Regions from separate parts of the Homo sapiens genome. Here region 2 is linked to region 1. A link is an interaction called in ENCODE POLR2A ChIA-PET data of the cell type or tissue named here. Cell type or tissue: PC-9. All regions are shown on one strand.

Evidence for each region. Peaks named below come from ENCODE experiments on the same cell type or tissue, not always from the same donor. Only the 100,000 strongest peaks of a DNase experiment are listed, where the experiment ranks them.
Region 2: POLR2A ChIA-PET joins it to region 1 with 6 read pairs; 1 of 35 experiments calls an interaction of 5 or more read pairs at or near these places.

Annotation. Positions count from the first base shown.
Region 1 is chr1:235,224,202-235,229,201 of GRCh38, forward strand. ARID4B (AT-rich interaction domain 4B) reads right to left here. Exons shown (of 24, transcript NM_016374.6): 12 at 502-574. Among named protein-coding and RNA genes, the nearest start is that of MIR4753, 37 kb to the left of the region's middle. In PC-9, no CTCF peak of the experiment used is centred here; a DNase peak (open chromatin) is centred at 2,040; H3K27ac peaks cover 1,042 bases.
Region 2 is chr1:234,455,573-234,460,572 of GRCh38, forward strand. It overlaps TARBP1 (tRNA guanosine 2 -O-methyltransferase TARBP1), which reads right to left. Exons shown (of 30, transcript NM_005646.4): 7 at 4,689-4,824; 8 at 3,658-3,754; 9 at 2,095-2,184. Among named protein-coding and RNA genes, the nearest start is that of TARBP1, 21 kb to the right of the region's middle. In PC-9, no CTCF peak of the experiment used is centred here; DNase peaks (open chromatin) are centred at 2,969 and 3,259; H3K4me3 peaks cover 593 bases; H3K27ac peaks cover 1,785 bases.

The DNA of each region.
Region 1 (5,000 bases):
CAGAAAAGAAGAAAGTAGACTCTGACCAAGAAGATAAGCTAGAGAATAACAGTGTTGAGGTTACGGAAGGATTAGTTCATTACCCTAAGTTATTCTTCTTCCTTCAATCCTTCCGTGGCCTTAGCAGCTTCTGGCAGATTAAATAAGCTGAGCCAAGGCTCACTTTTGAGACTTTGTCACACTTCTTTATCTATTTCTGGCTTAATTCCCATTTTGCTACTGTTCTTTAGGGACCCATGGATAGGTAAAGGGATTGGCAGGACAGGGTAATAAGTGCATTTATGTGTCCATAGCCACAATATCTGTCAAAATGCTATCAAATTCCTCATTCTACTTGTTACGTGACAGGCGCTATGCTAGGTGCTGGTGATATCAGAGTCAAAAAGACAGCCATAATTACTGATGACATAAAGTTCAGTAAACAAAATTCTATTCTTATTTTTAAGATACTAATTATCTGTCCAAAACTTACCACGTTAATGATAAATAAAAAATACTCACCTCTATCTTCCATAAATTTGTACAATTGCTGAAGAAAGTTCTCCCTTTCTTCTGGAAATGGTTCTATTTCTTCCTAATTTTAATCACAGAAGAATATTATTTTCTTCAATTAAGCATTTTAATAAAACAAGCAGATTTCTTACCAATAGCAAAGACTAGTGTTCATTAAAATACTTCAAAGGCTTTTTACGTAATCAAAGTTACTCTTTTAACACTAAGCTGTTCAAAACCAGGTAAGTCTAGACATTTTATGTTTTATAGAGGAATATGCCTTAAAAAGTATCCCAATAGTTAGAATCCCCACAGTAAAAATTCCCATATGAGAAAAGGGACTAGCAAGACTGTTCGTGGTTTTGTTTTGTTTTGTTTTGTTTTTTTTACCATATGAGAGAGCTATTTTTCAAATCAGGATCACAGGTTCAAGAATACCTACTCTCAACTTATGCGAAACTGGATCAGAGTTAAACATCAAAACTAATTCTATTATTGCTCCTCAAGGTACTATAAAAGTATGGGTCCCATTAGCTGACTGCAAGTATCCTTCATTTTATGCAGCCCCACTGTATATACTTCAAGCTTACATAATCAGTAAAGTGGGGAACAAATTTGATCTACAATACCTGAAGATTCAGACTTAGGGAAATCTTCAAGTAATAAAATAGTTCCCCAATTTATCAATTACAAGGGAAGGACTAGCTTCTTGCTGCTGTGGCCAAGGGCTGTGGCAGCAGGGAGCTGGTCCTGAAGCAACCTGCAAGGAGCAGGGTAGTAGGTTAAGATTGAGGAACTCACCAATTCAATGACTTTCATCCATTCAACAAACACTTGAGCACCTGTAAGTGTAGGTACTATGCCAGGTGCTGAATCAAATAAAAGAAAAAATAGGCTATGGAGCCTACTGTTACAGAACATGATTAGGAGTAACTGCAGAGAAAATGATTCCAAATATACAGCTAGGCTTTACAGTTACTCTGGCTTAAATATACAGATTTGTAACAGTAAAAGTTAGGATATTCAACTGGTAATCTAAATAAATAAAAACATAGCATTTTTCAATTTGGAAAATCATGTGCCTAATGCCACTGCTTTAGCGAGATTGTCTTTTTAATTTAAAAGCTAGTACAACAAAGAAAGGTAATTTTTTTTTTAAAGCCTATGTTGATCAACTATTAGGTTTTCTAATTGGGCAGAGAAAAATAAATGACAACCATTAATTTGCTAATGATGAATCTGTATTTCTCAATTTAAACACACTCCATACATTCAGGTTTTGGTAAGGTGATCAAATACAAATCTAAGGACATCTATTTTCTAGATGTTATCTTAAATGTTCCCATGGTACAATATTTAACTTTAATAAACAGCACAATTTTTCCTATTCCAAAAACATTTAAGGTAAGCTTTTAACTCAAGAAAATGTTTACACTACACTACAGATTTGCTTTTACAAAAACACTTGTGAAAACACTAAGCACCAAAAGGTTTGGTAGCTATTTATCATCTGTTATATTTTACACACTATGACAGACACTTTAAGTATGAATACGAGTAAGACAGCATTCCTAACTTTAAGGAACTTACAAATTCGTGGGGAAGAAAAAATAGACAATAAATATAAATGACAAAAATATGTATAAGGAGCAGTAGTAATTCTTTTTTTGTTTTGTCTTGTTTTTGAGACAGAGTCTTGCTCTGTCGCCCAGGCTGGAGTGCAGTGGTGTCATCTCGGCTCACTGCAACCTCCGCTTCCTGGGTTCAAGCAATCCTGCTGCCTCAGCCTCCCTAGTAGCTGGGATAACAGGCACCTGCCACCACGCCCAGCTAATTTTTTTTTTTTTAGATGGAGTCTGGCTCTGTCACCCAGGCTGGAGTGCAGTGGCGTGATCTCGGCTCACTGCAAGCTCCGCCTCCCGGGTTGACACCATTCTCCTGCCTCAGCCTCCTGAGTAGCTGGGACTACAGGCGTCCACCACCATGCCCGGCTAATTTTTTGGTGTTTTTAGTAGAGACAGGGTTTCACCATGTTAGCCAGGATGGTCTCGATCTCCTGACCTCAGGTGATCTGCCTGCCTTGGCCTCCCAAAGTGCTGGGATTACAGGCGTGAGCCACCGCGCCCAGCCACACCCAGCTAATTTTTGTATTTTTAGTACAGACGGGGTTTCACCATGTTGGCCAGACTGGTCTCAAACTCCTGACCTCAGGTGATCCGCTAGCGTCAGCTTCCCAAAGTGCTGGGATTACAGGCATGACCCACCGTGCCTGCCAGGAGCAGTAGTAGTTTAGACTAGCAAATGAACTGGTGCTTTCCTGAGGTGAGGGAGGTGATGGTTCACAGGTTTCTCTTTAGAGAGATGGCACCTAAGTAGGGTTCTGAAAATTGAACAGGAATGTACCATGCTGACTAAGGAAGGAGGGGAGGAAAAGGTGGTGCCTACAGAGGTACTAGCATATGCAAAGGTGAGTAGCAGCAACATATGTAATTTGACATTGCTATAGCATAAAGTTCAAGGGGGAGGACACAGAAAGGGAAATGATGAGAAAAAATTGAGGCAGGAATTGGACTATAAAGGAGATTCTATATGAAAGCTTAACTTTTACAGTGACAAAAAGCTACTCAGGAGGTTTTTAGCAGCAAGGGAATGATTGCTGATTTTAGCAATTTAAATAGAAAGCAGTCAGGGAGAAGACTGAAGCAGGGAAATTTCTACATTATACATTGTCATTACAGATCACTACACCCTAAAATATAACCTCCAAAACAATCTCATTTCATTAATACTTTACTACAGTTAAAAGGCAGAATTTCATAACTTACCTAAAGTATTACATACTGACCAATTAATTTACTAAACACATTAAATACATTTCATTTCATGGTCAAATATAGCAGCCTTCACTATCTGCACCACTCATTAACTTTTACGAGGCTGTTCAGCAAACCATTAAAGAGTACCTTGTCACTGCCAGATCTAAAGCTCCAGGTAAAATAAAATCCAAAATTTGAGCTCTTTGAGCCATATTTTATGGCTTATTTATGATCTAATCAGAACTATCTACCCATTTGTCTTAGATAAAATGATTCAAGATTCTCTGAATCAAAGAGATATTGATCTTTACTTTTCTGCTATTTTTTTTTTTTTTTTTTTTGAGACGGGGTCTCCTACTGTCACCCGGGCTGGAGAACAATGGCGCAATCTCAGCTCACTGCAAGCTCCGCCTCCCGGGTTCAAGCAATTCTACTGCCTCAGCCTCCCGAGTAGCTGGGATTACAGGTGTCCACCACCACACCTGGCTAATTATTTTGTATTTTTAGTAAGAGACGGGGTTTCACCATGTTAGCCAAGCTGGCCTCGAACTCCTGATCTCATGATCTGCCCGCCTCGGCCTCACAGAGTGCTAGGATTAGTCATCCCAGCATGAGCCACAGTACCCGGCCTGATTTTTCTTTTAAATATTAAATGAAAGATGTATTTTATACTTTTCTGGGTTAATCAATAAAATATGGAGATGTAAGCATTTCATGAGGTGACAGCTGTCAACATGGTAATGAAAAGCATTTTAAAGAATTAGGTAGGTAGGTTCTTTTTTTTTTTTTTTTTTTTTTTTTAATAAGACAGGGTCTCACTCTGTCACCCAGGATGTAGGGCAGTGGTAAATTCACGGCTCATTGCAACCTCCACCTCCAGGGCTCAGGCCGTCCTCCCAACACAGCCTCCTCAGTAGCTGGGGCTACTGAGTGCACTGGGGCTGGAGTGCACTGACATGCCCTGCTAATTATTTTTATTTTTATTTTTGTTGAGATGGGGTTTCACCATGTTGCCCAGTCTGGTCTCAAACTCCTGAGTTCAAGTTAGCCACCTGCCTTGCCCTCCCAAAGTGCTACGATTATGGTCGTGAGTCACCGTGCCTGGCCTAGATGGTAAGTTTTTTTGTTTTTGTTCTCGTTTTTTTTTTTTTTTTGAGACAGAGTCTCGCTCTGTCGCCCAGGCTGGAGTGCAGTGGCGCGATCTTGGCTCACTGCAAGCTCCGTCTCTCGGTTTCATGCCATTCTCCTGCCTCAGCCTACCGAGTAGCTGGGACTACAGGTGCCCACCACCACCCCCGGCTAATTTTTTGTATTTTTAGTAAAGACGGGGTTTCGCTGTGTTAGCCAGGATGGTCTCGATCTCCTGACCTCGTGATCCGCCTGCCTTGGCCTCCCAAAGTGCTGGGATTACAGGCCTGAGCCACTGCGCCCAGCCTGGTGGATACTTTCTTAATCATCTCATTAAAAAAAGCATAGGAAGACTAAGACATGTTTTTGAGGTTATTAGGAAAATCAGGCTTAATATTTTCTATTTCACAAGATCATATATCTAAAGTAACCAAGTAAACTATCTGATTATGAGGATCTCAAATACAAGATTATGAAATATTTCTCATACTAAAAATACTTATATGAGTAATGACTTAATGCCAAATCCTAACCCACAAGGGAAACCCAACTGTTATTTATAAT
Region 2 (5,000 bases), 770 kb before region 1:
AAACTTGCAAGGTAGTAAGCAGAGTCTATATCAAAAACACCTTTGTTTGGGGATGGGGTGGAGTACGATAAGGATCAAGGCAAGATAGAAGAGCAAAACAGAAATAAGACACTTCTGACCAATAGTTTTAATCTTCAAATCACGTAAATTCATTACCCATTCAGCAAGCAAAGCTAAATTTTTTAAAAAGGAACTAAAAAAAAATTATTTGCAGTAGGTATAACAACTTGTCAATACCCTCAATATAAAAAGAGCACTTACAAATCAAGTAAAAAAGAAAAAAAAACCACTAAAATCCCAAAACAAAATGGGGAAAGGACAATAATAGACAATTCACAAAAGAAATACTACAAAGACATGAAAAAATGTTTTAAAAAACAGTGATCAGAGTAATGCAAATAAAGTCACCAAATGCTATGTTTTATCTACCAAAGTGGCAAAGAATTTAACATGCTGATACATTTGGTATTGTATCACTGTAGATAAAGTGGATGTCCACTGTCATACTTTGAAACCTCTCTCAATCTGTATCAGGAACCTTAAAATTATTGAAATACAGCAAATTCAATTTTATGAATTTATCCTAAAAAACAGGTATAAATAAAAACATATAGAAATAAGTTCCTCCCAATGTTATTTACTTTTTGAGACAGGGTCTCACTCTGTCGTGCACGCTGGAGTGCAGTGGCACGATCTCAGCTCACTGCAACCTCCGCCTCCCGGATTCAAGCAATTCTCCTGTCTCAGCCTCCCAAGTAGCTGAGACTACAGGCACACACCACCATGCCCCGATAATTTTTGTACTTTTAGTAGAGACGGGGTTTCGCCATGCTGGCCAGGCTGGTCTCGAACTCCTGGCCTCAAGTGATCTGCCCGCCTCAGCCTCCCAAAGTGCCACTGTGCCCAGCCCAGTGTTATTTATAAAAGCAAAAACTTTGAAACAAAGTCCAAGAAAAGGAACTAATACAATAAATTTTAAATGATACAATCAACTGCATTTTTACTACATCTTGAAAAATTACTTAGCAACATGCTAAAATGCTCATATATATGTGAATACAAAAAAATAAAATTTAAAACAGTTTAATCTATATTTAGAGAGATCATATGTATTATTTTAAATACACATATACTTATCTATAATGAGAAGGCAAGTAAGAGAATACGTATATTCATAGGGAAAAAGAACTAAAAACTAAACCAAAAAATATGAATTTAGTTTGACGGTAGGCATTACAGATTATTTTTATTTTCTTTATATGGTTCTATATTTTTCAAATTCCACAAAATTAGATGCATTGTGATCAAGAAAATAAAACAAAATTCTATTTTTTAAAGGCCACAATTTGCCCCTTCTTCATTTCTCAAAAACTATATAACCCAGAGGGGACAAAGATCAGAACTCAGCCACATAAATAACAAATAAGCACTGAAGTCAGTTGTATAAACTAAACCCCGTGGTTTACAAAAAGAGGGAGGAGGCTGGCCCTGAAGAGTCCTGAGGAAAAGGGTGGCACAGTAAGAGGTCTGGAGGCCAGGGACGTGACATCAACAAGACATCATCACAAGGGAAGAAGCTTCACATGAGGAGGGTCTGAGCTAGAGCCACAGAGCGGCATGGAGAAGAGGAAAGATGTTTATGAGACAGGAGGGTTTCATGATGAATTGGATGCAGAAAGTCAGGACAAACTCAGAATTACCAAAACATAAGGACTGGACAACTGGGTGGAGGAAGGGGCCATTCAATGACAGAAAAAAGAGAAAGAGGAGTTTGTGTCACTTACTGTGTTTGAGTCTAACATCGCCATTATTCCTAATGCATCTCATCCAGAGTTGAGATCTGCCCACTAGCAATATCTTTTCTTCTAAATAGGTCTATCTGTACTGCAAACATTTTCCTCTCTCCCACCTCTCCATAAGCATCTTAGCAGAATTAGTTAAGTCCACTCAAAGCAAATATACAATATTTCAAAGTCTCTGCTGACAGATAACAAAGCAATCATTATATTTTATATAAATGGCTACTAAGAAATTCATTAAGAAAACCATTTTTTATAGTTTTCAAAGACTTTATTAAATTATCTTTAATCTCACCTCTGTCCACAATGAAGTTCCTCGTCCTAAGGATTCCTCTTGTCTCAGAGACATGAGAAAAGTTGAGACATCAGAAAGTGACACTTTCTCCTGGGCAGGGCAGGAAAGGTTTTAAAAATTACTCGTATTAAAATGTTTAATTGAATAAACTAAAACCACTGTGAAGGCAATCAATTCTACTACTTAAAGTAGGTTATCATTAGCTAAATCAAAAGAAAGCAAATATCATTAGCTAAATCAAAAGAAAGCAAATAAAAAGAAAATATTATTCAACTTTTAACATAAAGATACCATGTTAACTTAAAATTGAGGTTACTATCTTAAAGACAGTCACAATCTTAAAAAAAAAAAAAACACCATTCTATAAGAAGAAATTACTTTCAATCAAAATGTGAGGACAGGCGCGGTGGCTCACGCCTGTAATCCCAGCACATTGGGAGCCCGAGGTGGGTGGATCACCTGAGGTCAGGAGTTCGAGACCAGCCTGGCTAATATGGCAAAACCCCATCTCTACTAAAAATACAAAAATTAGCCAGTTGTGGTGGCAGATGCCTGTAATCCCAGCTACTTGGGAGGCTGAGGCAGGAGAATCACTTGAACCTGGGAGGTGGAGGTTGCAGTGAGCCAAGATCGTGCCATTGCACTCTAGTCTGGGAGACAAGAGCAAAACTCTGTCTCAAAAAAAAAAAGTGATTATTTTCAATGCCATAAAAATGAGCCCCTGACTCAGAAAACCACCTAGGTCTTTCATTCCCTTAAGGTTGTACATCTTGAAATAAGATACCTTGGCTCTATCTAGGCCAGGCATTGGCAAAAACTATTCACAGCCTGTTTTGTAAATAGTTTTTTTGGAATATAGCCAACGCCTGTTTATTTAGTTCAGAAGTTGCAACACAGATCATAAAGCCAGCGGCAAAGCTTTAAAAAAGTTTGCTACCTGGCACTGCACAGAAAGAGTTTGCTGACCCCTGTAGTAAGCAATATTTACTGAGGCTTTGTAAAAAGCACAGGATACACACCATATATATTCCTTGAATGTCGATACAGGGGAAGATGAGGGGAAATGTAGAGAGGGAACAAGGCATACGCTCCAAGAGTCCTCTCCCAGTGGGCCACCCAGGACACACTTAGCTCCCCCAGCAACAAGCTGTGACAACACAGTGAAAGTCTGTCTACCAGGGAAGCTCAATGGAGACTCAGTGCCTCGGGCTTTTCCTGGGACGTGGTCATGCAGGCACCTTTTGCCTCATACATACTGAAATTCCAGACTCTCAGAAAGAAAGCAGGTTTTCAGCATAAACCACATTGAACAAACACTTTAGATACAATAAGCCACTCTTAGCAGTTAGGATAGTGTAAATCCTCCCAAAATCCAAGGTCCCAGTGCCAGCCAAGGACTATTTAGAGAGATCATATGTATTATTTTATTACAAGCACATTTATTATTTTATTACAAGCAGGCCTTTCTAATGGCAGTATCACAGGTCTGCTATGTTAACTCATTTCTGTACACCCACTCACTAAGAAAGACTTGTAAATGGAAGTAACAAAAGAAAAACTTACCACATCTAGCAAATTCATAGCTGTTTGAAGAAGGTAGCATTGGGCTGCCCCTCTCAGGAGAATCTGATGTGTGATCATAGTGCAATGAATAACATCCCTGACATCGAAACACAAAAAATGCAGTTCCGTATTCCCAAAGACAATTCTGATAATTTGTGATTATCAACAAGTTGATTTATAACAACTACACTTCCTAATGCAGAAAGTCTGCAGAATTTCAAAGCTGTTATTTCCCATTATGGCCTCTATTAAGAGCTCAATTTTACTATGAAACAAGTCTCTTTTAAAAATAAGACTATAGGCCGGGCGCAGTGGCTCACACCTCTAATCCCACAACTTTGAGAGATTGAGGCGGGTAGGTCACCTGAGGTCAGGAGTTTGAGACCAGCCTGGCCAACATGGTGCAATCCCGTCTCTACTAAAAATACAAAAATCAGTCGAGAGTAATGGCGCACACCTTTAATCCCAGCTACTTAGGAGGCTAAGACACGAGAATCGCTTGAATCCAGAAGGCAGAGGTTGCAGTGAGCCGAGATCGCACCACTGCACTCCAGCCTGGGTGACAGAGCGAGACTCCAGCTCAAAAAAAAAAAACTATAAATGAAGATGCTTTTAAAGAAGTTTATATTTACTGAAATACTTTTTCTTTTTTTCATCTCCTCAAAATTCCTTTTTACCAAATATTTTTTAAATACTTTCTGTTAAATATTATTGTTTGATATTTTATCTTTAGCTTTCTACTTACGAATGTAATTTTAAAAAAAACTTACTGGCCTTATTTAAAGAGGTCAAAATTCAACAGCACATACTTCAGTACACATTTAAACTAGTAATTTGTAAAACAAAATAAGTTCAACTATACGAATAATACATTTTTTAATTTTTTTCTTATGTAAAATTAAGAGCCCAAACATCCCAATCCCAATATTAACTATATCCATTTACTGTAGATTAAAGCAGAGGAGAAAATATATATATTGATGGAAAGTCATGGCAAATAACCATACAAGTACATATACAGAGTAAATTACCTGAGAGCAAGAAGCCCATCTATACCCAGGGCCTTATGTCTTGGGACATTTGCCAAAGCCTTAGATAGAAACAAAATGGGAACAGCACACCAATGCCTACTTGTCATCTTCCGAATAAACTTCAATAGGAAGCTACCTGAAAGAAAAAGTTTTAAATTATCATTGTTGCCAATTAGCACATGAAAAGAAGCTCAATACCATTAGGTATTAGGGAAATACAAGTCAAAACCATAGTAAGGCTCCACTTCCCACACACTATGATGGCTATAATCTAAAGGACAGACAATACTCAGAGTTGGGGAGGATGTGGAG